3 separate regions of the Homo sapiens genome follow, and all the other regions are linked to region 1. Evidence: chromatin contacts called from ENCODE Hi-C or POLR2A ChIA-PET data. All regions are on one chromosome and are shown on one strand. Each heading gives the region's core, a stretch centred on a gene start or an enhancer-like site at or near the end of the contact. The rest is flanking DNA. Distances are from core to core; before and after follow the strand shown. Region 1 holds the start of BDNF (brain derived neurotrophic factor). Region 2 overlaps KIF18A (kinesin family member 18A). Region 3 overlaps KIF18A (kinesin family member 18A).

Region 1 (4,672 bases), core at 841-3,340:
TCTTACAGCAATAGTCTTCGCAATTATTAGGTCAAACCCCTTTGAGATTACAGAAAAACGCACACACACAGAAAGCTGCCTGCAGAATTTGGGTGTGGGCTTGGTGGGAGATTCCTCTGATACCCAGTGTTGTACCCCCAAGAGAGTGTTTCTCAAAGTGTGACTTCAGATTGTCTGCATTCGAATTGCTTGTGGTATTTATTAAAATTATAACTCCTGGGCCCTGCCCCACCCCTACTAAATCACAATTTCAGGAGGAGGGACCTTCATTTTAACACTCACCCAGGTGATTTTTATGCTCCGAGGAGGTCCAGGGACTCCAAGTTAAGTACGGTACTGCTGTCTTATTCTTTATTCTAAATTTTAAGGTCTGCACAAATTGGTTGAACTAATGAGAAGAAAATTCAGCTTTAAAGCAGAAACACAGGTAGACGGTTGACAGAGTTCATCAAATGGATAATTGAAAATGTCCTCTGGACCCTAGCCATATAAGTTCTCTTCAAGGGTCTTGGCTACAGGCAAATGAGAACCCGAAAGGCTATTTGCTCTTTTGCTGCGGGCAGTGGTGGGGGTGGAGGGCGGGGGAGGATTAACTGAGCCAGTTCTGCCCCCACCCTCGAATCACCTACCCCCACTCTGGTTAAAGCAGAAGACTTTTTATTTATCTTGGCTGCCCTGGTTCGTTATTAAAAGGGTTAGCTTATACGTGTGTTTGCTGGGGCTGGAAGTGAAAACATCTGCAAAAGCATGCAATGCCCTGGAACGGAACTCTTCTAATAAAAGATGTATCATTTTAAATGCGCTGAATTTTGATTCTGGTAATTCGTGCACTAGAGTGTCTATTTCGAGGCAGCGGAGGTATCATATGACAGCGCACGTCAAGGCACCGTGGAGCCCTCTCGTGGACTCCCACCCACTTTCCCATTCACCGCGGAGAGGGCTGCTCTCGCTGCCGCTCCCCCCGGCGAACTAGCATGAAATCTCCCTGCCTCTGCCGAGATCAAATGGAGCTTCTCGCTGATGGGGTGCGAGTATTACCTCCGCCATGCAATTTCCACTATCAATAATTTAACTTCTTTGCTGCAGAACAGAAGGAGTACATACCGGGCACCAAAGACTCGCGCCCCCTCCCCCCTTTAATTAAGCGAAGGGAACGTGAAAAAATAATAGAGTGTGGGAGTTTTGGGGCCGAAGTCTTTCCCGGAGCAGCTGCCTTGATGGTTACTTTGACAAGTAGTGACTGAAAAGGTGGGTTTGTTTTCTTTCTTTCTCTTTCCGTTTTTCTGTTTGGTCGGCTAGAAAGCGTGTGGCTTTAGCGAGGTCTGTCATTGCCTGGGCTTCCTGGCTGGAACAAGTAACTTGGTGTAACGTTATCTGGGGGCGTTCATCAATAAAAAATGCTGTTATTATCTTGATTGAATTCCTATTAGGCAAACTCTAGAGAGGTCAGTGCGCGAACTCTGTTTAAGCCGGCGTGTTTAAGGCAGCAGAGTAAACCAATAGCCCCCATGCTCTGTGCGATTTCATTGTGTGCTCGCGTTCGCAAGCTCCGTAGTGCAGGAAGGTGCGGGAAGGTGTGTCTGTGGCCCGGGAAACGCACGCCCTCTCCCAGAGAACTTGGGTGCTGGGATGGGGAGGAAGGGGAGAGTTGAAAGCTAGGGGAGCGAGACCTCGGGGCGTGCGATTCTCACTCGCTCCCTCCCGCCCCAGCGCCCACAGCCGGGGTTTCTGCAGAGGGCGCGGGACGCGGGGTTCCCCGGGGCTGAGGCTGGGGCTGGAACACCCCTCGAAGCCGCGGGCGTCCTGTCCAAGGCGCCCCAGGAGGGCGCAGGACTCGCAGGGCGATGTCGCGGGGCCCTAGGGGAGGAGGTGAGGACAGGCCCCGGGGGAGCGGGGAGTTCCGGGCGCCCCTCGGTTCCCCGCGCGAGGAAAAGACGCGGCGTTCCCTTTAAGCGGCCGCCTCGAACGGGTATCGGTAGCGCGGGCGAGCGGGGAGCGGGGGGCGGGGGGCGGGGGGGGGGGGGCGGCGCCGTTTGACCAATCGAAGCTCAACCGAAGAGCTAAATAATGTCTGACCCGGGCGCAAGGCGCAGCCTGGAGCTCCGGGTCCCCGACGCTGCCGCCGCCGCGCCCGGGCGCACCCGCCCGCTCGCTGTCCCGCGCACCCCGTAGCGCCTCGGGCTCCCGGGCCGGACAGAGGAGCCAGCCCGGTGCGCCCCTCCACCTCCTGCTCGGGGGGCTTTAATGAGACACCCACCGCTGCTGTGGGGCCGGCGGGGAGCAGCACCGCGACGGGGACCGGGGCTGGGCGCTGGAGCCAGAATCGGAACCACGATGTGACTCCGCCGCCGGGGACCCGTGAGGTTTGTGTGGACCCCGAGGTAGGCAAGCGCTGGGAATGGGGCTTGGTGCAGGAGCTGCCCGTCCGCGGGAGAGAGTTGACTGGGGGATCCCCCACCCCAAAGTTGTGGGACGAGGCCAGTCTCCTTCTTTCCTCCCCTCCGGTAGAAGGGACGATTTGGAGTTACTCTTGGGGAGTTTTCTCCCCCATCCCACAACCCAGAAGGTCAGCCGGCACCACCAGGGAAAAAGGGACCCGGGGAAGTCACGAAGTAGAGGAGGGAAGGCCTGGAGGAGACCCAGAGCTGCGTGATGGGAGCAAAGACGGCGACCCGGGGATCCCTCGCAGCCCTCCCCCAGCCCAGGAGTAGTCGAGAGAGACTTAGGGGGCCAGAGCTGTCGAGGGTCCTGACTGAGGGGAGGGTGCTGGGGCTAGGCTAGGAATCCTTCCAGGGGGTGGGTGGTCCCCGCGCCGACTTGCGGGGGGAGTGGGAGGGAAGCTTGCGCCTTCAGCCCGCATCCCTTCCCCGGAGCTGCACACGGCTACCTGCTCCCCAGGAATTGAGACTGAAGTGGACTTACAAGTCCGAAGCCAATGTAGCTTGGAAAACTTGGGAGGCGGAATTCCTACCGCTGGGAACTGAAAGGGTCTGCGACACTCTCGGGCAGGCCGAACCCACATCTCTACCCATCCTGCGCCCCTCTTCTGAAGCGCCCTCCAGGGAAGTTAAGAGTTTTGACTTTCGGGGAGTGGTTGGGATGTACGTGGGGGATTCTTGACTCGGGTTAGTCTCTGGGGATGCAGAGCCGGGAAGAGGAATGGGTGAGTGAGTTACTCCTGGAAAGAAATAGCTGAGGATTGGGGGCTCTGTGCCTGACGGGCAAGAAGAAGGGGAGATTACAGACTAGGGGCATCCCTAAGGAAGAAGCCTCGGGGCTGCGAGGGTGAACTGGAGGATGCAGTGTTTGTGTGTTGGGGGTAGAGCGGGGATGAGGGACCGGGGTGGAGGGGAGGCGAGGAGGAGGAGGGGACCCAGAGAACGAAGCTAGGGAAGGTAGAGGGTGCCCTCTGCCGGCCATGCTGCCAAGAGCAGCTACTGGGGGCGGGAGGCTGGGGGTGGGGAAGTGGTAAAGGAAGGTTTTGCGGGATCCCTTAGAGAGCTGGTAGGAGGGACTTGTTGAATGGTGCTGCTGACTCCAGCTCGGTGGGGCGTGCGACTCGTCGTCGGTGGATTTTGACTCCTCGTTCTTGTTTGGCTTCTATGCAAGTTTTCCTCGCGCTGGGGGAGCTTTGATAAGCCTCGATTGGCGGTGTGTTAGGGCTTCTTGGATCTTATTTTAGGGTCCTCTAGTTATCCTGCACTTACTCCTTAATGTCAGTAGCAACCAAAGAACATTTTCCGACAAGCACGCAGGAATGTTCTTGGCCAGAAGCAAAGAAAGGCATATTTCTGAGTGTTTATTAATCCTCCTAGTAATCTTTTAAAGCAAAGTAATATGTAATTGGGAACGTTGATTTTCTAACTGCATATAAAAGGCGACATGATATTAAATGAGACCCCTCCCTACTGACTCAATATCCTGCAAAATCTCTCTCTCCCCTTTATTATTATGGAAAAATCTATTTTTATATGAGTTTGTTGTAAGGTCAAAAGCCATTTTGGTCTTACAATTTGATATGTCTTTACATTTTAACTTATTGAGGCATAATTACAGATTTAATTTGTATGAACGTGTGTGCCTTCAATGCTTATCTCATGCAACATAATTTTTAGGTTGGAGATTTCTGATGTTATGGCATGTAGCGTTTCAAGGCATTACACATAATAGGTAACATAGCATGTTGAAATTACACCACAAAGTTTTGACCCTGGGAACAGCACCTTTTAAAAACAATCACTAAACTCCTGTTCCTGTTTTCTGATTTTGCAAATGCCTTGCTTAAGACTTTTTTTTTTTTTTTTTTTTTTTTTTTTTTGGGAAATTTACCTCTGGGTTAGCAGGAGAGGTAAAAAAAAGGAAAGAGACACTTGTTGAAATGTAACCATAACCTTTACTGGAATTTAAAACATGTTGGTCACCATTACTGGAATTCCAGGGCCATAAAGTCGTTGTCTTTTTTTTCTTCTACTTCATTTTGTAAAATGTGATAAATGTTGGTAAATATAGACCAGTAGTAAGTATTATGACACTAAAAGCATTATGTATGTGGAACTATTTTAAGTTATTACAGAACATTTTCTATTTATAAATGATATAAGCAGAAAGAAATGATTTCCAGATAAACAAGGCTTACGTACATGTTTTGAAGCATTAGAACATTGCAGACACT
Region 2 (4,672 bases), core at 712-3,211, 390 kb before region 1:
CTGCATTTCCCAGAGTTTCCCAGTACCGTGTGTTCCATACATTTCCTGAAAATAAGAAAATGGGCCGGGCGCGGTGGCTCACGCCTGTAATCCCAGCACTTTGGGAGGCCGAGGTGGGCGGATCACGAGGTCAGAAGATCAAGACCATCCTGGCTAACATGGTGAAACCCTGTCTCCACTAAAAATACAAAAAATTAGCCAGGCGTGGTGGCAGGCGCCAGTAGTCCCAGCTACTGGGGAGGCTGAGGCAGCAGAATGGTGAGAACCCGGGAGGCGGAGCTTGCAGTGAGCCGAGATTGCGCCACTGTACTCCAGCCTGGGAGACAGCGAGACTCCGTCTCAAAAAAAAAGAAAAGAAGAAAATGCACTTCAGCTATCTTACTTATCTCTGTTTCACCATAGTCATCAAGGCAGGAATTATGAGTGAGGGGATGACTCCAACTTTAAGTTTCAATTTCAAACCTAGGTAATCAAACTCTTCAATTTTCTGGAATGATAGAAAATTAATGGCAACATGAGATCGAAGGTATGAGGTGAATAAAAGTGAGGTGCTGCTTGTCTTTAGGATAAAATTCTAATAACTTTAAATTAGCAGTGTATGTGTGATGTAATCACCATTTTTTTTTTTTACATCAATGCTAAAGCAGTTCTTTTTATTTTAAGGTATATAATGAACAGATTCGTGATCTCTTAGTAAATTCAGGGCCACTTGCTGTCCGGGAAGATACCCAAAAAGGGGTGGTCGTTCATGGACTTACTTTACACCAGGTATGTATATAAACATCTTTTTCCCTGTTAGAATAGCAAATGTGACTATTAAGCTATTTTCACCAGCCATGCACTTACTTTCCATCCTGTTTGAGAAAAAAAACTAATGAGGTACAGAATTTAAATGATTAGGGTATATTTTTAGTCTTATTTTGTTTTCTTTTAAAATAGAGTGAACTTTTTAAAAACATTTTTTAAATTTTATTTTTAAATTTTAATCTACGTATGTATGTATGTATGTATGTATGTATGTATGTATTTATTTATTTATTTATTTATTTATTTTGTGACCGGGCTATGAGACTGGCTAATTTTTGTATTTTTGGTAGAAAGCGGGAGTTCACCATGTTATTCAGGCTGGTCTCAAACTCTGGGGCTCAAGATCTGCCTGCCTCAGCCTCCCAATGAGTGAGCTTTTCTTTCAAAAATCTGCTTGAACATTTAATGTCATATTATTCTACTCAATAGACTCCACTCCTGAGAAACTAGATTTTATCTTTTATTCTTCATATAAACACACACAATACTAAGCAGATGAGACAAAGTTAGTATTTAATAGGATTGAATTTATAGAAAACATTTTCTTTTACCTTTAAATCTTTTTGTTTTTTGAACATTTATTGAAAAATTTAAAGATATATTGCTGATTTTTAAATTTTGCTTCTACTTAAACTTCTCCAGCCCAAATCCTCAGAAGAAATTTTACATTTATTGGATAATGGAAACAAAAACAGGACACAACATCCCACTGATATGAATGCCACATCTTCTCGTTCTCATGCTGTTTTCCAAGTAAGAGGCCACTAGACTATCACTCTTAAAATTGGATTTAAAATAAATGAAGCTAAATTCATGAATCATCATTTTCATACATGTGAAAAAAATCTGTCTGTAGACTTCACTTGTCAGTACTTTCCTTTATAGCTTTGAAAAGTTTCTGTCACCAAGAGTATTTATAATTGAGATGCTTAAAACAAAAATACAAAATTTCTACCTTTGTAAACATACAGGAGGATAAAGTTGTAGTAATAAAAGTTTTGTTTTTGCTGAAAATATTTAATCTTTCCAATAAATAATCTTATATTCACAGTAAAACTTATCTCTATAAATCTAGACTTGTAGAACTAATAATTTGGGAACATACTGATTCATCTTTAAAAGATTTCACCATAAGGACCATGTAAATAGTCGCATTCCTTAAGGAAGTATGATTCAGTTGGCACAGTAAGTCTTAGGAATACAATTCCAGAAAGAGCTAAAGCATAGGTTAATAGCTATTATTTCTTATAGTTTCTAGTCCTTTTAATACCCAAATGATAATATAAAGCTTCTTTTAGTATTATGCCATCTGAGATACATCTTATAAGAAAGAAATTGTTATAGTTGAAAGAATTGATATTGAAGGCAATCAAACCATTCATATAGTCCCTGGTCAACAAAAATTTCATTAATCTTTTTTGTTCTTACCACTAACTCTTCGGTTATTAATAGTCTTGAGAGAAATGTTTCTCTGTGAAACTGAGATGTCTCTGAAATATCTTAGATCCTGCTTTATAAAACAATTTAATAAATGGGTTTATAATTAAGTAATATCTTACTTTCCTCATCTTTTGTTTGCCACCTAATGTAGTTCAGATAATCCTTACAGAGTAGCTTAAAATATTTGAATAAATTATGCTTTACTAGGCAGTTGAAAATGACAAGTAGACTTTACTGTATAGTCATGTGCCGCATAACGACATTTCAGTCAACAACAGTCCACATATACAACAGTGGTCCCATAAGATTACAACAGAGCTGAAAAGTTCCTATTCATCTAGTGATGTCATACTCATCATAATGTCGTGGCGTAACACATTACTCAAATGTTTGTGGTGTTGTTGGTGTAAACGAACCTGCACTGCCAGTCATATGAAAATATAGTACATACAATTATGTACAGTACATGAGACTTGGTAATAAATGACTGTGTTACTGGTTTATGTATTTACTTTTTATTGTTATTTTAGAGTATGCTCCTACTTATTACCCCAAAAGCAGTCTGCTACATTCTGTTTACCAAGTCTGTGGATTTTATCATTTTCTCTCATGTTTGATTTATGATATTTTCACAATGAGGAAATCACCTAACAGTGCATTTCTCAGAAAGTAGCTGTGTTGTTAAGTGATGCAAGACTGTACTATCTTTTTTATATATGATATTTTAATTATGAGGACATATACAGGTTTGGGGGATTAGAATAAATTTACTCTTCAGTTTGGATCAAGATTCGAATTCAGCTTCCCTTGAGGGGCAATCTCTAGATACATACAAGGCATTCTAACGAGTAGCTTTGGTTTTTTCTTAGGAACGTTATTTCTATAGGACCTGTGTTTCTAACCATCACCTCTGATAATTCCATGTCCTGGTTCAAGGGGTACCAGAATAGAAATGGAAGTTTTGATCTTCTATCAAGTCAAGAGTTATTTTTCCTCTGGTACACATATAGAAAGTCTTTTCATTTTTATATTTTTCTCAGCTATAGTGATTACTTATAGTGCTCTTAAATATCAATTAGATTATACCTTGTTCAGTTGTTTTTTAAAATGAAAATAATTTTGATTTTGTGCTCTATTAAAGTATATATTTCCCTTTTAATTTTGTTAAATCTTATCCTCATTTTTTTCTATTTTGTAATTTCAAAAAGATTTACTTGCGACAACAAGACAAAACAGCAAGTATCAATCAAAATGTCCGTATTGCCAAGATGTCACTCATTGACCTGGCAGGATCTGAGCGAGCAAGTACTTCCGGTGCTAAGGGGACCCGATTTGTAGAAGGCACAAATATTAATAGATCACTTTTAGCTCTTGGGAATGTCATCAATGCCTTAGCAGATTCAAAGGTAGGCATTATATGTTTATTTGTTAAATAGTTTGAAATATTGAAATAGATAAGAAAGATACTATTTAATATGATTTTGTTTTAAAGGTCTGATATATATCACATTTCAAGGGTATATCAGTAATGTTAATATATAGATCAAAGACCTCAGAAAACCTAGTGTATTAAACTGATTTTTATTTCTTTTTTAATTTCCAGTTTTATAATGAGAATTGGTTAAATAGAAAGTAATGAATACCAGATTGATAGTTAATATTTTATGGTACATTCTCATCACTTATTTTGAACTTGGTTTTTAAAGTGATCACTACACAGCAAACATGTTAATTAAATTGGCATGAAGACAAACTAACCATATTTTTAAAAACTAAATTCTGTTGTTTAGTATTTTATATATTATAAAATAGGGTTAAGTATTAAAGAGTGTTGATTTTTTTTTAAGGGGGGTTTAAGTTATAAAATGTCATGAAATCACCTAATAAGGTAATGTTTACTAGATGCTTCTGGGCATATTTAAATATAGTTTACATATACCATATGCCAGAAGTGCTTACCTAGAACACAGTGTATTTCACAACATAGATATTTGTAAAAATGACATCCTTTCAAAAAAATTATAATATGGCAATTTAAGTTAAACCATACTCGAAAGCTTTAGCTTGTTAAACTGTTCGAAAAGCTCATCATTAGTCATTAGAAAAATGCAAATCAAAACCACAATGAGATACCATCTCATGCCAGTTAGAATGGCGATCATTAAAAAGTCAGGAAACAACAGATGCTGGAGAGGATGTGGAGAAATAGGAACACTTTTACACTGTTGGTGGGAGTGTAAATTAGTTGAACCATTGTGGAAGACAGTGTGGCGATTCCTCAAGGATCTAGAACCAGAAATACCATTTGACCCAGCCATCCCATTACTGGGTATATACGCCCAAAGAATTATAAATCATTACTAGAAAGACACATGCACACCTATGTTTATTGCAGCACTATTCACAGTAGCAAAGACTTGAAACC
Region 3 (4,672 bases), core at 1,187-3,686, 350 kb before region 1:
AGTCACCTTCAGAGAGATAAGGAAGACTTCAGATGGAGCAGGTATACAGGGTGGAGGTTGTAGAAAATTAGGAGTTCAGTTCTAGGCATGTTAAATTTGTCTAAGATACATCCAAGTGGAGACATCATGTAGGCAGTTAAGAATCTGAAGTTCAGGAGAGAAGTCTAAGCTAAAACATAAATTCGAGAGTTGTTAACATTTAGATGATATTTAAAGCCATAGGACAGGATGAAATCACTAAGGGATATTAACTTTTTCCTGTAATATACATAGTATAACTATACCCTTCAAGATTTGCCACTTATTCTTGCTTTTGTTTGAGGTTTCCTTTTTAATGCTGAAAGTTAAAACATTTATGTAGTAAAATAGCTTTTTTCTCTCTCTTACTGCCTTCGGGATCTTTCCTCAAAAGGCCTTTCCATTCATAAGCTTTTAAATTTTTGTTTCCACTTTCTCCTAATTTATGTTGGTGTTAAATGATAGGCAAGAATCTAAATTTATTTTTTCCAAGGAGACTAGCATTCTTATATAGATATATTGGCAATGCATCCTTAACAGCCACTGTGTTTTTTGTACAGTAAGTAGTCATATATAATTCTGTTTACTCAATTTCTACTCTATTGTTTCACCTGTTTGTCTGTCTTAGGGCCAGTAGCTATTATTTTAATATGTGATACTTTATAGTTTTTTTTATATAGTATGCTAGCCCTTCTTCATTATTCTTTGTCTGAAAAATATTCTTTGCTTTGTCTAGGAAATGAATATCAGAATAATTTCCAGTTTCAAGGAAATGAAATTTTTTTAATTCATAAATTGACTTCACATATTTCCAATATCAAATCTTCGTACTCTAGAATAGTTTGTCTCCCTGTATGCATATCTTTTTGTATGTTCCTCAGCAAAGTTTCAGAGTTTTCTTCGTAAGTGTTTTATAAATTTGACTGAATAGATCCCTAGATACAATATTTTGTATTTTTGTGACATAGACTACTTTTTACTTTTCTTAAATTAATAAGCCTAAATTCTTATTTTGGAAGAAACTAATTTTGTAAATTTTATGAATTTTAATTATTTTCTAATAAATAGACTTGATTTTTGAATAGATATTTATTTGACGTGAAATCTTTACCTTCAAACTACAAGTGTATTGACTAAGAGTAAAATATGTACCTATTTTGGGGTCTGGAAAATAGATAGCACACTCACTAAGTGTAGTGCAAGACGGGGGTGCTGACAGCAAAATTTATTTATGGAACTGATAAAATTTCTGACATTAAATGAAAAGTCAAGATTTCCTCATTATCCATCTGGAAACTCACATTTGGTAATACTTCTGTCTGTAACCTTTCCTTTTTTAAAATTTTGCACCCAATGTCAGTGATTTTATCTTAAAGTACAATAAAAGATACTAGGAGAACCAGTCTCTTAACATAGTACCAATATTCTGATTGAATATAGAGTTCACACATAAGTTTAAGTTTCCCCTAAAATTACTTGAATACAAGGAAATTTCATTTGAAAGATAGGAAATCTCTATACTAATTTCTCATATAACAAATATAAAGCAGGAAAATGTTAATAAACCAAATCTTCCATATTTTTTCCATTTGGCAACAAAATTTAATCATGAAACAATGGAAATCATGCTTGTATCCCTAAATACATTTTGTTTGACTTATCATCCCCATGTACATAAGACAGTATTTAGTTATTCATCTATAGCTGCAAATATTACTGTGAATTAAAAGGTTCTTTGTATTGTCCCTTCTTTTCCATCTTTGGTAAGTGTAAATACTGAGAAAATGAAACTGAGAGAGAAACATGATATCTGCTATTTCCCACAGAAAAAATATCAAAAGGTTATGGGTTGATTTATTATTCAAAGTGCTGGATTAATTTAAAGGACTATAATAGTTCCCTATGTATTAGGACAATAGTTCCCTATGTATTAGGGAACTATTATACATCCCTAACCATGAGAGTGTCTCATAAGTGTATTATAAAATGTTTATTAGTTTGGTTAATTTAGTGGTACCTTATCTTATATTTGGTTAATTTAATGGTACTTTATCTTATAAGATAAGTTTACGTATCTTATAAATAGTTAAAATTCATTTACCTGTATCATTTGCAACTATGAATTCCATGAGTCATAAGGCTGTTAAAAAGAATCCAGATTTATGATGAGTACACTAATTGTATCAATCATTTGTAGCCTAGAAGTTTTTATTGAAATGTATACATTAATATTTGATTTCACTTTAGAACTTTGCCAACTAATTTTGATTTAGCACAGTTTCCCAGAATTTCTCCTCACGTACATATTAACAGGAGTGCTTGCTTGCAAAGGAAGAATCCTTGCCATCGTTTTGTACCAAACCTCAATTAGATCTAATCCCATTCATCAATGTCTCCCTGTCATGAACCCTACTTTGCAGCCTATGACTCATGTTTGCTAAATACCGCATTCTTCCTTTACAATAACATACAGCTCTATAAATCTCTTAACGTTTACAGTCTTAAACTTTTGATAAATTACTTCCTCTGGGTAAAATCATTCAGAACACATGATATGGCACATCAAAAGATGACCCCAAAAGCCCTGCCCATTTTTAAGAGAGGGATTTTAAACCCATTAGTGATAAATTATCTAGTCTCTTTATTTTATGTAAAGGAACCATCTGTGAAATATTTCCAAAAGCTGAAAAATAAATATAAAGCCCCCTCTACTTAAGAAACCACATGAATTGCCATTTAGCAATTATGTTTTAGAGATTTATTTAAAACAAAGAGAGAAAAAGATGTTTCTTAATTTATTTTAAAATATTTTTAGAAAATTTGGCATAAGAAATGAATAATATAGTGACATCTAAACTAGTTTTAATTTCTCTTGTCTCTTTCCACTGCAGTCTACACTTCACACTGCCAACAAAGTGATCTTCCTAATAAAGTGTAGACCTCTCAGAAGAGTCTTCAAAGGCTTTCCAAGTCCAGTGTCAAGCTATAGGCATACTTTTGTCCAGCACCTTGTATCCCAACCTTCTGTTATCATGATTTCTGTTTCTGGCCTCTGCAATTTCCAAGCTTTTCCATCAATTTCAAATGCTTGTTTTCTCTACATCCATCCCACTTCTTGGCCTAAATCTTTCTCCACAATGAGAGTCCAATTCAGATACTTCCTTCTTTATTAAATCTTCCTTTTAATGGATCATCTTTCCTTTGCCTGCATATATTCATCTGTATTCCCATGGCTTTTAAGTTTTTTATTCCTTTCACTAGTGTTTTAACCTTGTTACTGTCTTAGCAATAAATATTTGTTTATTTTAATTTGGAAAAAAGTGAAGCCAAAAGAAACAAGATATACTTTATTAACTTATATTAGTATTTAGTTTTAATAGCCTACTGAACTTTTTTTCTAAGCATACATTTGTGGTTTGCTTTTTTAAAACAAGAACAGTGGAATCTATTATATATATATAGTTGATAACCAGCCTCTTTTTCACTGAACTACTTGCTGTAGACACATTTTGCTATCAACGAATATGAATTTAAGTCATTTTTAATAGCTGCATATTATATTTGCCTAATCTCCTGCTAATTAACATTTAGTTTGTTTTCACTTTATTATTACAAGCGACACCCCATTAAATGTCTGTGCATGTGTATTTATTTTGCAACTTGCCTAATTATTTCCTTAGGCTAAGCCCTTAGAAGAAGAATAGCTTAATCAAACAGTATGTATACTTTAAAGGCATTAGATATGCATTGTCAGATTCCCCACCCCCAGAACTATTATAAGTGTAGTCTACCATTGTAAGTGGGTAATGAAGGTGAAGGTGAACATTTTTTCATGTGCTTTTTGTCTAGTTATAGTTTGTTCTGAATTAACTGCCTCTTCCTTTGCCTTATTTTGCTCTTATCCATTTTGTTTTGTAAGAATTATTTCTCTCAGAGACAGACCAGCCAACCTATATACACATGTATACATAGACATACATACATACACATACACGAGCTCTAAATCCTTTGCCAAATGTGTTACATGTATTTTTTTCTCTCTTATTCATGGTTGGTTTTGATTTTTATGTAACCCAATTTTAAGTTATGAAGATATTCATATTTTATTTGCCTACTTTCTCTTTTCAGTAATAATAGGAAATAGCATTTCATTTTGGGAGCAATGAAGTAGTATGTTGCCTCCTATTCATATTTTTGAGTCTGTGAAGAAAGTTTTATTTTTTTAAGTCTCCATTATGTTTATTATATATGTTATTACTCTGTATTACTTGCATTACTTTTTACCTGACTTCTACCTGGAAAATAAGAAACATGACTCCAACTCTGGCAACAACAAATATAATTGCTATCATGACTTTGAGAATGTCATTTTCTTGCTGTGAGCAACAAATTATAAAATAATGAAGTTTAAATAAACACTAAAACCATCTAGTACTAAATTCTGGTTGTTTGTATAAGATGATCCCCATTGTAACTTTCCTGGTGGCCAGTAGTTAGGACCACTCTTTTAAAGTAGAGATTCAGTGAAAAATAGATATAGATTGCTAAACTATATAATTCCCATGACATAGAAATGTCATAGTTAAAGTACGTAAGGCCTTATCTTGCTTGAGCCTTTCAGTTTTTGCTATTAGGAAACATTTGTGTGTAAGTT

What was found. Hi-C counts contacts between places; a loop is a spot of excess contacts on that map. ChIA-PET counts read pairs that join two places held with the same protein, here RNA polymerase II (POLR2A). Pooled maps may share reads with other maps.
Region 2: a loop to region 1 is called in a map of chondrocyte, with 2.5 times the contacts of the local background. The contact joins the enhancer-like site here to the promoter of BDNF in region 1. A Hi-C loop is called at or near these places in 1 of 168 maps with a recorded cell type or tissue (chondrocyte). POLR2A ChIA-PET finds 5 or more read pairs at or near these places in 5 of 52 experiments (A673, AG04450, BJ and 2 more).
Region 3: a loop to region 1 is called in a map of PC-3, with 3 times the contacts of the local background. The contact joins the enhancer-like site here to the promoter of BDNF in region 1. A Hi-C loop is called at or near these places in 1 of 168 maps with a recorded cell type or tissue (PC-3) and 1 of 50 pooled maps. POLR2A ChIA-PET finds 5 or more read pairs at or near these places in 4 of 52 experiments (A549, BJ, Caco-2 and 1 more).

The regions. Positions count from the first base shown.
Region 1 is chr11:27,697,873-27,702,544 of GRCh38, reverse strand. It overlaps BDNF (brain derived neurotrophic factor), which reads left to right and starts at 2,090. Exons shown (of 2, transcript NM_001709.5): 1 at 2,090-2,381. BDNF-AS (BDNF antisense RNA) reads right to left here. Exons shown (of 7, transcript NR_033315.1): 7 at 4,374-4,672.
Region 2 is chr11:28,087,505-28,092,176 of GRCh38, reverse strand. It overlaps KIF18A (kinesin family member 18A), which reads left to right. Exons shown (of 17, transcript NM_031217.4): 4 at 664-768; 5 at 1,450-1,560; 6 at 3,456-3,653. Among named protein-coding and RNA genes, the nearest start is that of KIF18A, 18 kb to the left of the region's middle. Within about 2 kb of position 1,961, at least 3 of the 41 ENCODE cell types and tissues checked have a DNase peak (open chromatin) inside an H3K27ac peak, as active enhancers do; they include PC-3, where a contact is called at or near this core.
Region 3 is chr11:28,047,300-28,051,971 of GRCh38, reverse strand. All of the region lies in intron 13 of KIF18A (kinesin family member 18A), which reads left to right. Among named protein-coding and RNA genes, the nearest start is that of MIR610, 7.2 kb to the left of the region's middle. Within about 2 kb of position 2,436, at least 2 of the 41 ENCODE cell types and tissues checked have a DNase peak (open chromatin) inside an H3K27ac peak, as active enhancers do; they include PC-3, where a contact is called at or near this core.